2 separate regions of the Homo sapiens genome follow, and region 2 is linked to region 1. Evidence: chromatin loops called from intact Hi-C (ENCODE). Cell type or tissue: HCT116. All regions are shown on one strand.

The links. Peaks named below come from ENCODE experiments on the same cell type or tissue, not always from the same donor. Only the 100,000 strongest peaks of a DNase experiment are listed, where the experiment ranks them.
Region 2: it touches region 1 in a loop (10-fold over the local background); 5 of 110 quality-filtered maps call a loop at or near these places.

The regions. Positions count from the first base shown.
Region 1 is chr2:84,299,734-84,307,733 of GRCh38, reverse strand. The region is part of intron 1 of LOC107985905 (a long non-coding RNA gene); the gene reads left to right. Among named protein-coding and RNA genes, the nearest start is that of SUCLG1, 160 kb to the left of the region's middle. RefSeq lists an enhancer at 4,700-4,749. In HCT116, CTCF peaks have their summits at 4,637 (motif pointing right) and 5,868; a DNase peak (open chromatin) is centred at 4,643.
Region 2 is chr2:83,778,627-83,786,626 of GRCh38, reverse strand. No RefSeq gene overlaps it. Among named protein-coding and RNA genes, the nearest start is that of LINC01809, 260 kb to the right of the region's middle. In HCT116, no CTCF peak of the experiment used is centred here; a DNase peak (open chromatin) is centred at 4,286.

The sequences.
Region 1 (8,000 bases):
AGCAAGCAAACCAATGCAAGATTGAGCAATGGACACAGGTAGTGTCTGCGTAGTGAGAACAAGATGATATTTTTAAAAATTTTTCTCAGAGCCATGGGAATGCTAAATAGACACAAATGCCACTTTCCATGCACTCACATGGGAGTTACAGTTTATCAGCTCTGTATACTGTTTTTATATGACCTTTATATAAGCAACCTCTGAGGCAGGCAGATTAAGTATTTAAAAGGCAAAACTATTGCTCTACTCACACTGTCAATGGCTGTTGTGAAACCTCAGTTCTTGTTTCTTAGTTTAAAAGAGTTTACACATGAGATGCACAGCAAAGGAGATGCAGCACACAGCAACTTATTGCAAAGGAGAAGAATATTCTGAAAGCTAGGTGCAGAATACAGAGAGGATTCAGGGCAAGCTGCTCATAAAGATGAGACAGCAAAGACTGGCACTAGGGAGACTCCCTTCATGGGAGTCTTACATGACTATTCATAAGTAGGTGGGAAGAGGTGTTACTAGTAAGCATGTTCTTGGTGCACAGGCACAGTAGCTATACGTGCTTTCTCATATATTGTGTTGTGGGAAGTCAGGGAACCCGAACGGAGGGACTGGCTGAAGCCACAGCAGAAGAACATAAATTGTGAAGATTTCATGGACATCTGTTAGTTCCCCAAATTAATACTTTTATAATTTCTTATACCTGTCTTTACTGCAATCTCTGAACATAAATTGTGACGATTTCATGGACATTTATCACTTCCCCAATCAACACTCTTATAATTTTCTTGTGCCTTTCTTTAATCTGTTAATCCCTTCGTCTTCCTAAGCTGAGGATGTATGTTGCCTCAGGACCCTGTGATGATTGCGTTATCTGCACAGATTGTTTGTAAAGCATGTGTGTTTGAACAATATGAAATCTGGGCATCTTGAAAAGAACAAGATAACAGTGATTTTCAGGGAACAAGGGAGATAACCATAAAGTCTGACTGCCTGTGGGGCTGGGCAGAAAAGAGTCATATTTCTCTTCTTTCAGAAAGCAAATAGAAGAAATATCACTGAATTCTTTTCTCAACAAGGAATAACCCTGGGAAAATGAATGCATTCCCAGGGGGTGGTCTCGAAAATGGCCGCTCTGGGAGTGTCTGTCTTATGCAGATGTAGATAAAGGATGAAATATGCCCTGGCCTCCTGCAGCGCCCCCAGCCTTGCTAGGATTAGGAAATTCCAGCCTGGCGAATTGTAGTCAGATGGGTTTTCTGCTCTCAAACTCTGTTTCCTGTTAAGATGTTTATCAATGACAATGTGTGCCCAGCAGGACATGGAACCTCATTAGTAATTCTAATTTCTCCCTGGCCTTGTGATCTTGCTCTGCCCCCATTTGCCTTGTGATATTTTACTGCCTTTGAAGCATGTGATCTCTGTGACCTGCACCCTATTCATACATTCCCTCCCCTTTGAAAATCGCTAATAAAAACTTGCTGGTTTTGCAGCTTGGGGGCATCACGGAACCTGCCAACATGTGATGTTACCCCCAGAGACCCAGCTGTAAAATTTCTTTATTTTGTACTCTTTCTCTTTATTTCTCAGACCTGCTGACACTTAGGGAAAATAGAAAAGAACCTACATTGAAATATTGGGGGCTGGTTCCCCCGATAATATTGCATGTCTAATTAGCATCTCCACCCTGGGGTATGTTTTTCTACTATTGTCATGAGCAAAGGGTGAGTTTGAGGACAGGTGAAATTAAAATGTGCATGCTCTCTGGGAGTGGGTGAGGAGCGGGATTCCCTACTGGAGATAGCTTTGTTGGGATAAGCTTAACTATAATGTGAGTGCTGGGGCTTATTGTGCTGACTGTATGGCCACCATGGTTGCCGCGCCCTGAGAACATGGTTACTTCTTGACTACCTATCCTGCCTCAACACAATACTTCTGGAACCAAATGTGTGGGTTTTATTTTTCCCCCAACATCAACCACCTCTTGGAACACACCCTAAGTGTCCTACAAGTTACCTCAATTCTGACACCAACTGCCTGGAATTAGCACAGACCCCACAGACTAAGGGCTGAGTCCCACAAGACTGCCCCCACTTGAGGAACCAAATCACAAGTCCCAGGTTGTCACCTCTACTTCTAATCAAAAGGCTATAAATGGAAGTTCCCACAACCTTCTCCTCATGTTCAATAATTTGTTAGAACAAGTCACAGGACCCAAGGAAACAGTCTACCTACTGTTACCAATTTATTACAAGGATATTTAAAATACACAAATGAGCAGCTAGATAAAGAGATACACAGAGGTCTGGAAGGGTCCTGAGCACGGGAGCTTCTGTCCACATGGAGTTTTGAAGCGCACGACCTTCCCAGAAACTGTGTATGGTCTTGTTCACCAACTCGGAAGTTCACAAACCCTTTGGTTGGGGATTTTATGGTGGCTTTGTTATGTAGGCATGATTGATTACATCATTGGCCATTGGTGATTAGCTCGACCTCCAGCCCTTTTCCCCTCCCTGGAGGTCAGGGGGTGTGGCTGAAACCCTTTACCCACAGGTTTGCTCTCCTGGCAAACAGCTCTCCATTCTTAGGTGCTTTCTGGAGATCACTCCATTAACATAAACTCAGGTGTGATTGAAGGAGTCTTGTTATGAATAACAAAAGATGTTTTTCTCTCTTTATCACCCAGCAGCTATTTCAGGAAGTGGGGACAAAAACAAAACATAGCAAAAGACGCTCCTATTGCTTTTATCTCTTAGGAAATTATAAGGGTTTTAGGAGCTCCGGTCAGGAGCTGGGAATGAAGATTAAATATGTATTTATTATTACATCACAACATCACAGTATTGTTATCCCCACTTTATAAATCAGTAAGTGCGTGAAAGTTAAAAACAATTATCCCAAGACTCTAGGGCTGGGAAGTGGAGATAGCTAGAAATCACAACTAAAACTTCTGCTGTCAAATTTGGGACTCTGTGCTGCAGCCTAATGTCTGAACAAGGTTCATAAGTTCATTACTAGTATTCTTTCATAAACTCTGAGGTTTGTCAGGCCTCTAAAGTTTATGGTCCCATGTCTCCCCCAGAAGCCAGGTTCACCCTCACCTCTTTCAGTGGCAGAGATCAGACAGGGCCCAAGGTTTGGGTTGGTCATGTCTGGAGAGGTTGGAACAAGGAAAATGTTCTGCATCCTCAAAAGCAATATTTGCCAAATGGGGGATAAACTATATATCCAGATTTGATTTGGAGAGTCTCACCCTTTGAGTGACTTTGCAAAGCACTATATGAATAATATTGTCTCATAATTAATGGTGGCTGGGAGCTGATGACCCATGACATAGCTTTGGGCTGTTAGCTAATATGGTTATTACTTTAATGGGAAAGTCCCAAGCCCTCGTCTTTTTGGTTCATAATGGAAACCATTTTAAGGGAAATAAAAGTTTTCTTTGAGTCAGAAGAATTTTAAAGATGAGATATTATGCAAGAAACCTCTTCTTAGTAGAGTTCTTGGGGCATGAGTGTGTGTGTGTGTCTAAACCTAGGTCTTGGATGCTTGGGAAAGTTAGTGAGGAAGGTGGGTGGCCTCTTCAATCTTCATCAACAGAAGTACTCACAGAGGCACTACTGAAGTAGTTATTTCATTTGAAATTTTTGATTCACTTTGGGAAAAAAATGAACAAATTAGTTAAATTCTGTGTTACAGAAGAGAGAGTGCCACTAGAAAAGAGCTAGAGTTGGGGCCATAGGCATCTAGGTGTAGCCAAATTATGGCTCTGGCTACCTGTGGCCCTTGAGTTCATTCTCTCACTCTAGACTTATGCTGTCCCACTGAGGCAGATTGTCCTTGATGTCTGTCACTTAGGCAGATATCAAGACAGACAGAATGGCTCTATAGTGAGTGTTGTTCATTTTGGGCTATCTACCTTCCATTCTACCTCCCAACAGCATCTTGGTTTCCTTCTTGGGAATTACCTCTGTCTTGCGGAGCAATGAGGGTGGGTGCTGGGCTTCTTGCCACAGACTCCTCTGAGAGATCCCTGGGGATTCCCTTCCAGCCCTGGAGTCCCACAAGACTGCCCCTACTTCAGAAACCAAATCACAAGTCCCAGGTTGTCACCTGTACTTCTAATCAAAAGGGTATAAATGGAAGTTCCCACAACCTCCAGCAAGCAGCATATGACATAAGTTCAGCCAATTAGATCTTCTCTTCCAAAACTGTGACCCTGAAACAGAAGGATCGAAATGGGAGGAATGGTTCGAATCTATGCATCTGTCAGCAGGTTCTATGAGGGGAACAGACAGATGGTTGGATCTTGTCTTCACACTTTCTGGAGCTGTTCCATATTCTGAGAGTTACAAGCCTCGTTCTCCAGCCTCCCCTTCAACCCTGTGAGTACCTCTATAGCCTTTGATTCACTCCTCTTTTGCTTTAGTTGGTCAGCATTTTGTTGTTTGCAACTACAAAACTGTAATTGTAGAAGCCCCTTCACTGATCCCCTTGCCTCAAGAACACCCTGCACATTTCCCCAAATTCCAAGTAGGACCATAACAAGCCCATACCTGAAAGGTTTCAAAGTCTGTTTCCTGTGGAGAAAGCTCATGCTCCTTAGTATGGCAGAGAAGCCTCCCCCTTCCCTTGCCACTAGGTGGTGCTACCTCCTACTCAAAAATCATCTCTCGCTCAGGCCTTTGTCCTCTTATCACAGTTCACCTCACAAGTACCTCACCATTCTGAACTTAGGGCAAGAGTCACCTCCTTTATGAAATCTTTCTTGACCTGCTCCTCCCTAGAATTGACTACTCTGTACACAATTCTGTTTTGATCTGCTTATTTGTATCTCTATGACCCTAGTAACTGAACTTTCTTTGAAGGTGGGCATTATATCACACCCACCTTTGTATTCCAAGAATAGATTTTTCATTTTGTATTTGTGGAATGAATGGATAATGAACAAGTGTTGCAATCATTAAGGCATACTCACACATGTAAGTCTGGCCCCTGTTCTTCTAAATGCCTGGGACAGGGCGTGCACCTGGCTTGTAATCAGTGAAATGATCCTGATGATAGAAAGAGAGTGTAGTGACCTGTTTATAAAGATGGCTGCAACTATTCCTCCCATCCTGTACACATACACCCTGGCACTGTGACTTTACTGCTCCTCCCATGAAAAAGTGGGTTTAATTCTCCTCTAGTTGAATCTGGCCCTGTGTGATGGTCTGACTATGTCCCCCAAAGTTCATGTGTTGGAAACGTAATCCTTAATGCAGTAGTGTTGGAAGGTGGGGCTTAATAAGAGGTGATTGGGTCAGGAGGGCTCTACCCGCATGACTGAATTAATGTCATTGTTGCAGGAGTGGATTAATTATTTTGAGAGTGGCTTTGCTATCTTGGGAATGGCTTTGTTATAAAAGCAAATTTGACTGCCTTTTTCTTACTCTCTCTCCTCGGTGCTCTCTTGTCCTTCTGGCTTCTGCCATAGGATGATGCAGCAAGAAGGCCCTTGCCAGATGCAGGGCCCTTGAACTTCTCAGCCTCCAAAATTATAAGAAATACGTTTCTTTTCTTTATAAATTACCCAGTCTGTAGTATTCTGTTATAATAATGATAAGTGCACTAAGATACCATGTGACTTACTTTACCCAAATGAATGTGTTGAAGTGATATTGTGAGACTTCTGAATCTCAGCCTCAAAAAGTCTTAGGGTTTCTGCAATTGCCCTTTTGGATTGCTGACCCGAGACCACCATGGAAAGCAATTCTGCCCAGCATGCTGGAGCATGAGAATGAAGGCACTGCAGCGAGCAGCCGGCACCAATTTCCAGGCATGTGAACCAGGCCATCTTCTAGCATCTCTCCCTGAGACAAGCGCCAGGTGGCTGCATCCATGTGAATGGCCTCTAGAGACAGCAGCAGAAGTGCTGCCCAGATGCTCCAGCCCAAATTGTTGGCCCAGAGTTGTGAGCAAATAAATGGTGATTGTGTTACGCTGCGAAGTTTTAGGTGGTTTGTTATGTAGGGGTAGAGAATGGATACAGAGATATTGGTAATGAGTTAACATAAAGAACAGGGGTGCATTGTCCCCTGAATGTCCTCTATTCTTCAATAGTTGTGACAATTTGCCTCCAGTGACCATTTAAGATGTTGACCATTGTGGCAAATGGTCACAGTTTATCTCAGGCTCTTTGCTGCCTGGATTAGTGTGCTTGGGCTGCCATAACAAACTGCCACAGGCTTAAATAACAGAAATTAATTTTTTCATAGTTCTGGAGGTTGCAAGTCTGAGATCCAGATGTCAGTCAAGTTGGCTTCTTCTAAGACCTCTCTCCTTGGCTTGTAGATGTCTGTCTTCTTCCAGTGTCTTCACACGGTCCTTTCTCTGTGTCATTTGGTATCCTAATCTCTTCTTCTTATAAGGACACCAGTCATACTGTATTAGGTCCCACCTATATGAACTCAACTTACCTTAATTACCTTTTAAAAGATGCTGCCTCCAAATATAGTCTGTACAGTCTGAGGTACTGGGGGTTAGAGTTTCAACACATAAAATTTGGGGGGGATATAATTCTGTCTAATCATTGCTTAAAGTCTAAGCACTAGCTTATTTTACCATCGACTCCTTGCCTACTGGTAGTTGAAGAAGTGATAGCAACGTGCTTGGACTGACCAACAATTAAGTAGCCAGGAATCATTCTGAGAAATACCCTTCCAGGTCTGCAAAAACCATAAAGCAATTTAGGGAGTTGAGGTCCCTATGTCACCTTCCTATCCAAGTACCATGCCTTTTCTGGCTGTTTGCTGGGGCCGTCTGAACATTTTCTGGAGGCTCACTGCAAAAGGCAAGTAGGGGCAGCCTGAGGTGGGAGTTTGGCAATCCGTAGAGGCTGCCGCAAGCTGGGACCACCTCTGCAGACGCTGTTGGATTCCTACTGTGGGAGATGTCCTCTTGCTAAGAGTAACACATTTCCTCTTGAGTAAGTGACAGGGTGGGAATATAGCTTTTGCCAAACTCTCAAATAGAAAAACAAACTCACATAATTTGGAGAGAAGGAATGTGCTTAAAATCTGATAATTAAATCTGGTCCCTTAGCAGCCAGCCCACACATGCAGACAGTGAAGGCAGAGGTCAGTGGAGGCGGTGGGATGGACACACAGATGTGTGTCTTTGGATGTTTACCTTGATTAATGGATACACATACAGCAAAGGAGGAATTTGGTGGAGGCGGTGGGATGGACACACAGATGTGTGTCTTTGGATGTTTACCTTGATTAATGGATACACATACAGCAAAGGAGGAATTTGGTGGAGGCGGTAAGACGGACACACAGATGTGTGTCTTTGGATGTTTACCTTGATTAATGGATACACATACAGCAAAGGAGGAATTTGGTGGAGGCGGTAAGATGGACACACAGATGTGTGTCTTTGGATGTTTACCTTGATTAATGGATACACATACAGCAAAGGAGGAATTTGGTTAATAGAATTATCTAGATTTCTGAAGTGTAATCAGTTAGTATTTATTGAACGTTTGCTGCCTGCGAAGCCCTGTATTACGGGTTGTGAAGAAAGATGCCAATCTGAACTCTTGCTGTTTAAATAATTTGAGATGCTTGAGTCAATGTTTCTGCCTAATTAAGTCTAAGTTAGCTTGCAAGACTGAACCTGATGACTGGCTTCTAGACAGCCTCAGGGTACTAATTCTTATTCCTAGTGATTATTGGTACAGGGCTGGAGCTGGCTGTGGAAAGATGATTGGGCTGCGTGTCAATGGATCCAATCCATTCTTTCATCTATTTATACACAACAAGCATTCATTGAAGATCTCATTGTGGATGCCAGACCTGTGTTATGCACCCTGAGATCTGCAGAGAATACTGAATCAGGGCTGCTGTGTCGGAGAGCTTAACCCCAGTAGGTTCTTTAGAGACTCAACCTAGAAGTTGCTCATTTGAGTAAATTCTTAAAAATAATAGCTCATGTCCTGTTACTTGTATTACTCTAAAAATGGACTT
Region 2 (8,000 bases), 520 kb after region 1:
AAACAAAGTTAAATTTATTAAACATAACACAGTAAAGGAGACTATCACTTTGGCAGAATTTTAACATGTCTTAGAAAGGATGCATTCAGAACACAATACTTATAGTATAAAGGCTTGCGTAGGGTCATTTTTATTCAAAAGACAAAAAAGTAGGCTTTGCAAGGGATGAAACTGTTTGAATTAGGCAAAATTTATAAGAAAACAGCTTTGGAATGGTAGGTGCAACGAAGTGTGGATTTAAAGTGATTACTGACAAACAAGCTGTTATTCTTGATAAGTTATCTGTTTAGTTTGTTCAGTTTCATTTTCCAAGAACAGTTATTTCCTGAAGCAAATGGCTAAGTAATTTTTTCCCAATTCAAGCATTCTTCAGCAAAAACAGAGAAACATACTTTGTTCGAGAATTGGTAGCATAGGATAGACACAAGAATGGATGTCAGGCTGGGCATGGTGGCTCACGTCTGTAATCCCAGGACTTTGGGAGGCTGAGGCGGGCAGATCATGAGGTCAGGAGTTCAAGACTAGCCTGGCCAACATTGAAACCCCATCTCTATTAAAAACACAAAAAGTTAGCTGGGTGTGGTGGCATATGCCTGTAATCCCAGCTACTCAGGAGGCTGAGGCAGGAGAATGGAGAATGGTGTGAATCCAGGAGGCAGAGCTTACAGTGAGCTGAGATTGCACCACTGCACTCCAACCTGGGCACAGTGCGGGACTCCATCTCAAAAAAAAAAAAAAAAAAAAAAAGAATGTATATTGGATTCAGTTCTCAGTATCTAAACACAATTGAGTACGAAAATTATCTTGAAAGTGGGCATGCCATAGATTTTTGTCTCCAGTACGTAACAGCACCTTGTACAATGTAAATGACTGATGAAAATATAAAAATATTGAAACATTTGTATATGTATTTTATATATGTAAATAACTGACGAAAAAATACTGAATACTATTTGATTTCAATTTTTGATCCAGAAGAACTTAATACGCTGAAGATAGTGGTAATGTGTTTTAACACATTAATTTTCAGTTAAAGGCTTTCTGAATAGTAACAACATCTATGAAACTAAATGAGTAGTACCTCAACTTCCTCTATAGAAGTATTTCTGTTTTAACTGGGGGTTTATTAGAAAAATGCTCCTTCCACAATCCTGTGTCTGCATTTTTATTATAATCTCTTCTCCAATGGGAGTGAAGCATTCTAGCTCCACCCATGATAACAATAATATCTGTGAAAGGCACCAATACTCTGCTACAACCTAGAAACTTCCCTGTGAAAGAGTTGCTTACAAGTAAAGGCAGGGAGGTGTCACTAGCTCAAACTATTCATGCTGCAATCTGTAGACTCTAATCTCTCAGACATCTTCATTTCCCCATGTTCCCTTGCTAAGCCCCAATTTAGAGAGAAAAATCCATTTCTTATACTTCTGAGCAGAAATTCTCAGCTGATTGTAGATAAACTGTGCACCATAGCTGTCGGCAACACATGTTATAAAACCCCAGGAAATGCTCTTTATTTCACATGTCAGTTGGCTTTTCCTTGAATGAGCTGAACTCTAACAGCAGGTAATTGTCTTTTCTTTTTTTTGGCTGTCTCTAGCAATACATTATCTCCCTCCTTGCTACATACAGCCCCACTCCCTCCACAAGCCCATGAGCACACAAACTTTTCTCCTGTAGAATAGGGAGAATGCATCCCAGGGCATTATTTTTACAAGCCAAAGAATTAAGGCAAAATTGGAGTTAAAATATCTGAAGGAGAAGTTTAGAATAACCAAGATAAATAAATATATATATTTTATTGGAATATATATTTATATTTTTATATATACAGTTTAGAATAACCAAGATACATATATATTTATAAATATACATATAAATACATATGTATTTATCTTTGTTATTTAGAATAAACAAATATATAATATAAAATATATGTAAATAAAATTTATATGCATAAATATATAAAATATACATATATTTATCCTGGTTATAAAATAAATATAATAAATATAATAGATTATTAAATATAATATAATGAATATATTAAATATAATATATTAAATATAAAATAAATATAATATTTATTATATTTATTTATTTATCTTGAGGGTTTGGCATGAGGACTCCACGCCAAGTCAAGTTTAGGATAACCCATGGGTCTAGGAGTTCTTGGTTACCACAGATTCTTCAGGCGGGGAACAGCTTGCTCATTGAATAATATATCTCAATGTTATATGAATGAATAAGCAAATAAATGAATGAAAGGAAAACAAGAAGATACCTGGAAAGTTACTTTCAACCTGGAAAGTAAGTTCTCGTTGAAATCAAGGACTTGAGGTTGAACACTAGAGCCTAGCTAATGTTCCAAACAATAGCTAGTATTTCTCTTAGAAATGGTTAATGAACTGGGAAGATAATAGTCAATTGGTCCAGCATTTTCAGGAGAACCTGGCTTTTTATTTTATTGACCATATCCTTTGGGTATTTGCAGAATTTCACTAGGACCCCGGTACCAAATATCTGGAAATGAGGAAATATTATATAATTGGATAGGTTTTCATTTTACAATTAGAATTTTAGACCTGTTTAGAGAAATAATAAAGTTTATTGTGCTGAATAAGAAAAAGACTTTTTGAAAGAGCTTCAGGGAACTTAATTCATCATTTTTCTTTTCCATATATTAGAAAAATAATAAATTGCTAAAGATCATATAGTTATTACTATGTGCCAAAGTGGATCCAAACATTTTATACATTTTAATAAATTAGCATTTTACTTCTCATTTTGATGCATATTTAGTGTTATGTAGACAGCCTTAGGTAGAGCGAGGATTTGATTGTGAGCAGTCTGGTCCCCAAATCCAGGCTGTTGTTGTTGGGTACATTTGGCTTATTTTGCCTTTTGTGTTCTGTACTTCTTCTCTTCTATCTGGTTTTTTTCTCCATTGAGAATGCGGTATTGAAGTCTCTAACTACAATTGTAGAACTGTATGTTTCTCTCTGTAAATCTGTCAGGTTTTGTTTCTTATGTTTTGATGATCTGTTATTAGGTGTGTAAATATTTATAATTTTTATATATTCTTGCTGTGTTGAAACTTTCATTAATATATAATACCTTTCTTTGTCTCTTGTAAACTTTTTTGATTTAAAGTCTATTTTGTCTGATATTAGTATAGCCATTCCTGTTCTCCTTCAGTTATATTTACATGGAATAATGGAATATCTTTTTTCATCCTTTTACTTTCAACCTATTTGTATCTTTGGATCTAAAGTATCTTGTATGGTTGTATCATTCATTCTGCCAATCTTTCTTTTTAATCCATTTAATTTCAAAATAATTACTGATAAATAGGTATTTATTGCTGTCATTTTGATATTTCTTTTCTTTTTTATTTTTTGAGAAGGAATCTCACTCACTCTATTTCCCAGGCTGGAGTGCAGCGGCGCGATGTCTGCTCACTGAAACCTCCGCCTCCCGAGTTCAAGCGATTCTCATCCCTCAGCTTTCCGAGTAGCTGTGATTACAGGGCACCTGCAACCAGCCTAGCTAATTTTTGTATTTTTAGTAGAGACGGGGCTTCACCATTTTCACCAGGCTGATCCCAAACTCTTGACCTCAAGTGATCTGCCCGCCTCGGCCTCCCAAAGTGCTGGGAGCCACAGGTGTGAGCCACTGTGCCCTGCCTGATATTGGTTTTCTTTATGCCTTACAGCTTTTGTGTCCCTCATTTTCTGCATTACTATATTTCTTTGTGTTTATTATTTTTATAATGAAACATTTAAATTCTATTCTCATTTCCTTCTGTTCATATTCCATAGCTACTTTCTTTGTGGTTACCATGGAAATTGCATTTAATATCCTAAAGTTATAACGCTCTAATTTTATTTTATATCAGCTTAACTTCAATAACATACAAAAGCTCTGCTTATTTAATAACTCTGTTGCCACCTCACCTGTGGTCGTTGGGTAATTTTTGTTAACACAAAATTACAGTGTTATACAATGTGTGCCCTAAGGCATAAACTAATGATTCTTTTAAATGCATTAATTAGTCTCCAAAGTATATAAAAACAAAATGTGGAGTTACAAACCAAAGTTACCATAATACTAGTCTTTAATAATTGCTTTGTAAAAATCTATTAGTTTCTTAAATCATGTAGCATACAGAAAGTGAAGATTCAATCTATTGGTATAATAATGCTAATAATGCTAACTTTTACAATTGCCATGTATTTGCCTTTACCGATATCTTTATCTTTTTCATACAGCTTCAAGGTGCCATCTAGTGTTCTTTCATTTTACCCTGCATCGTTCCCTTAAGCATTTCTTGCAGGGTAGATCTAGTGGTAATACATTTACTCCTCTTTTGTTTATGTGGGAGTATCTCCCACGTTTCTGATGAGAAATCGACTGATTATATTATTGTGGATCCCTTCTGTGTGACAAATTGCTTCTCTCTTGCTGCTTTGAAGATTCTCTCTTTGTCTTTTGAAAGTTTGATTATAGAGTGGTTTGGTATGGGTCCCTTTGTGTTCATCTTACTTGGAGTTCACTGAGCTTCCTGGGTGGTCATGGCTTTCATCAACTTTGAAAGCTTTCATCCTTCATTTCTTCAAAAATTCTCTCTGACCCATTGTTTTTTTTCCCTCTCTTTCTGAGACTCCCACAATGCATATGTTGTCCCACAGCTTCCTTAGGGTCTGTTCACTTTCTTCAATCTTTTTTCTTCTTGCACCTCAAACACGATATTTTCTATTATTCTGTCTTCCAGTTTGCTACTTCTTTCTTCTACCTGCCCAAATCTGCCCTGAATTCCTCTAGTTAATTTTTCATTTCAGTTACTGTACTTTTCAGTTCCAAACTTTTGAGATTTATCTCTTTATTGATATTTCCATTTTGTTTAAACATTGTTTTCTTGACTTTCTCCATATCTTCCTTTGATTCTTTGAGCATTTTAAAAATAGTTGTTTTAGCATCTTTGTCTAGTTGATCAGCCATAAAGTCTTTTTCAGGGGAAGTTTTGTTGATTTATTTTTTTTCCTTTGAATGGACCACACATTCCTGTTTCTATCTATTTTTTATTTCTTGTGTGTGGTTTTTTGACTCTGGGCATTTGAATCTAATAATGTAGTAATTCTAAAAATCATATTGTCTACTTTCCCTAGGGTTTTTGAGAAATTATTATTTTGTGTTGTTGTCAGCTGTCTCTGTGCCAAGGATCAGCCTTAGATGTAAACAAATATCTTCTCTGGTGTGTTCTGAGCCTGTATCTGTCCCTGGGCATGCATAGTCACTTTCTGATTTTCTCCATACATGCAGTTTGAGTGTCTTAGTATTAAATGCCTGGCTCACAAACAAAGGGGAAAAAAAGACAAAAGAGAAAAAATGATGTAGGGGAAAGGATGCTGGTCCTTTAAATTTCCTGGAAGTCACTTGTGGGGGCAATGTTGCAACAATGAGGGGAGTGCACCTACAATGGCCATCCACCTATTTTTCTGTATCTCTATAATCAAAAGTAGGCATTAGTAATTAGAGCACAGATCCCTGATGTTTGGAGGACAGGGCTATTTTTGCCCTCTCTGGCTCCCACAAGCTATGTGGAGGTTGTTCCAAGAATGCCTGTTTAGCTGCCTGCTATGGGATTGGTGGTGGGAAATGGTAGCTACTATTGTGCTTCAGGCTGAAATTGAGTAAAATAACCAGAATCTACTGTTCAAGATTTCCCTTGGAAGTTGCAAACCTTTAATAGTCTAGAGTTCTGAAATAGCTACATCAGACACACTCTGCCAGTTCAATTATTGTCTAGGTGAAAAGATAGATTTCTAGTGCTTCCTAGTCTGCTATCTTCCCGGAATCCTCTCAATAATTCTTTATTAAACACCACCTATTTAAATTAGTATGTGGTTTTTGTCTCTGATTAGATATAGACTGATGCAATGTACTTACTAGCTGATTAGACATGACTAGAGAAAGAATTAGGGAGATAGAAGGTGGGTCAGAAAAAAAGTGTCCAGTCTGAAGCAGAAATAAATGAATGGAGGTTGATTTTCAAAAAACTTAAAATCTTTCACTCTAGAATTCTATATAAAATGAAAGTATCATTCATTCTGAAAGCAAAATAAAGACACATTCAGCAAAAGCAAAGCTAAGAATATTTTGCAGCAACATATATAAAATATGTGAAATAATAAACTCGAGGCAGGAAATATATAATCTTAGGTGAAGGAAGAAAGAATCAGAGATAAGTAAAAAGGGACAAATATGGGAAATATGTACAGAGACTATTGAAAATGATAAAAGATGGAGACAGAGTAAAGATAGATGGGAGATAGATAGATAGATAGATGATTGAATTAAAGACAGCAATAGCATAAAATATTGGAGATGGGCACAAGAAGTTAAATTCTTCTCAAATCCTTACACTGGTCTTGGTCGCAGTTAAAATATTTATTCACAGTAGATGTCAACCAGCCAAGAATGCATGTTATAATTTCTGGCATAAAAACAACAAACAACATTTGGTAAAAGTTTGTATAAGTAAAAGCTACCAGTAAAACACCTTAAACTTGAAATAGATAAAAAGAGAGAAAAAAGGAACATAGAACAATACGTCTAGATAGAAAACACATAACGATATGGTAGGTTACAAATGTAACAGTAATTATACTAAATACAAATAAACAAAATTCCCCAATTAAATGACAGTTATTCTTAGATTTGTTTAAAAATACTTTTTGTTGATTATAAGAAACACATATTTAATAAAAATATAGGTATTCAGAATTTGGAAGGAAGAAAAATGATAGGACAAAACTACATGACAATTGACATATGATGTAGAATGACATAGCTGATTCTATGTACAGAATTGACAGAATCATTCATAAGTGAAAATGTTTTCAATACCTATTTACTGAATTTTAAGTGAAAAACAAATCAAAAACACAAAAAAGCAGGAGATAAGCACAGCCCAACAGCAGTTGCACTGAGAAAACTTGCCATCTCAGACACAATTTGCAGCCCATTCATCAAACAAGATACCTTCAAATACAAAAGATGAGAGTGAAACAGGTGCACACAATTTCAGCTCAGAGAAAGCACCTCTTCCATTTCTCACCTAACTTCTATATGTGTTTATCAACCAAACTATTAGAAGCAAGAGCTAAATCACGGGCCTTCCAGTGTACCTAGAACTAATCAATGAAACTACTTACCATAAATAAATCTGATAGCCAAGGAAATTGACTTGATATGTCACATAGTTAAATTCAAACATTTATCTTATCTGACTTCATTCTAAGAACAGTGTTACAAAAAATTAATTTCATGATAATATTACAAAGTGTCTATGGGTCTGGGGTAAGAAATCAGAGTGGTTGTTAGTGTGTGTTTGTTTGTTTGTTTGTTTTTTACCTGTACCATACAAAGACTAATAAAAATAAAAAAGTTTTAGCTATTATAACGTCAAAAAATAAACTTCTGTGTAGGAAGTATACTCCATACTGATAAAAAGGCCAATATACCAGAAATATATAACATTCTAAATGTGTATATTCCCAATAGCATATGGAAAGTAAAACTCATCCAAAATAAGTGGGGAAATGGTCAAATCTGTGATCACATTGAAATATTTTAATACTCTGTTTCCATATGATATAGAACAAGTTTAAGGGGACATTATTTAAAAATACTTCTGCAGGAGAAAAATAGAAAAAAAATGAAATAAAGAGTTGGTTTTGTGAAAAGATAAATAGAGTTGACAAGTCTTTAGCTATACTAACCAAAAAGAGAGGACTCCAATCAATAAAATTATAAATGAAAGAATAAACATTACAGTGTACACCACAGATATACAAAGAATCATAAAAAGACTACTATTAACAATTATATGCCAAGAAATTGTATAATCTAGGAAAAAGGATAAATATCTAGTAATATGCAACCTACAAGGACTGAATCATGAAGAAATAAAATCTGACCAGACCAATTCTGAGTAA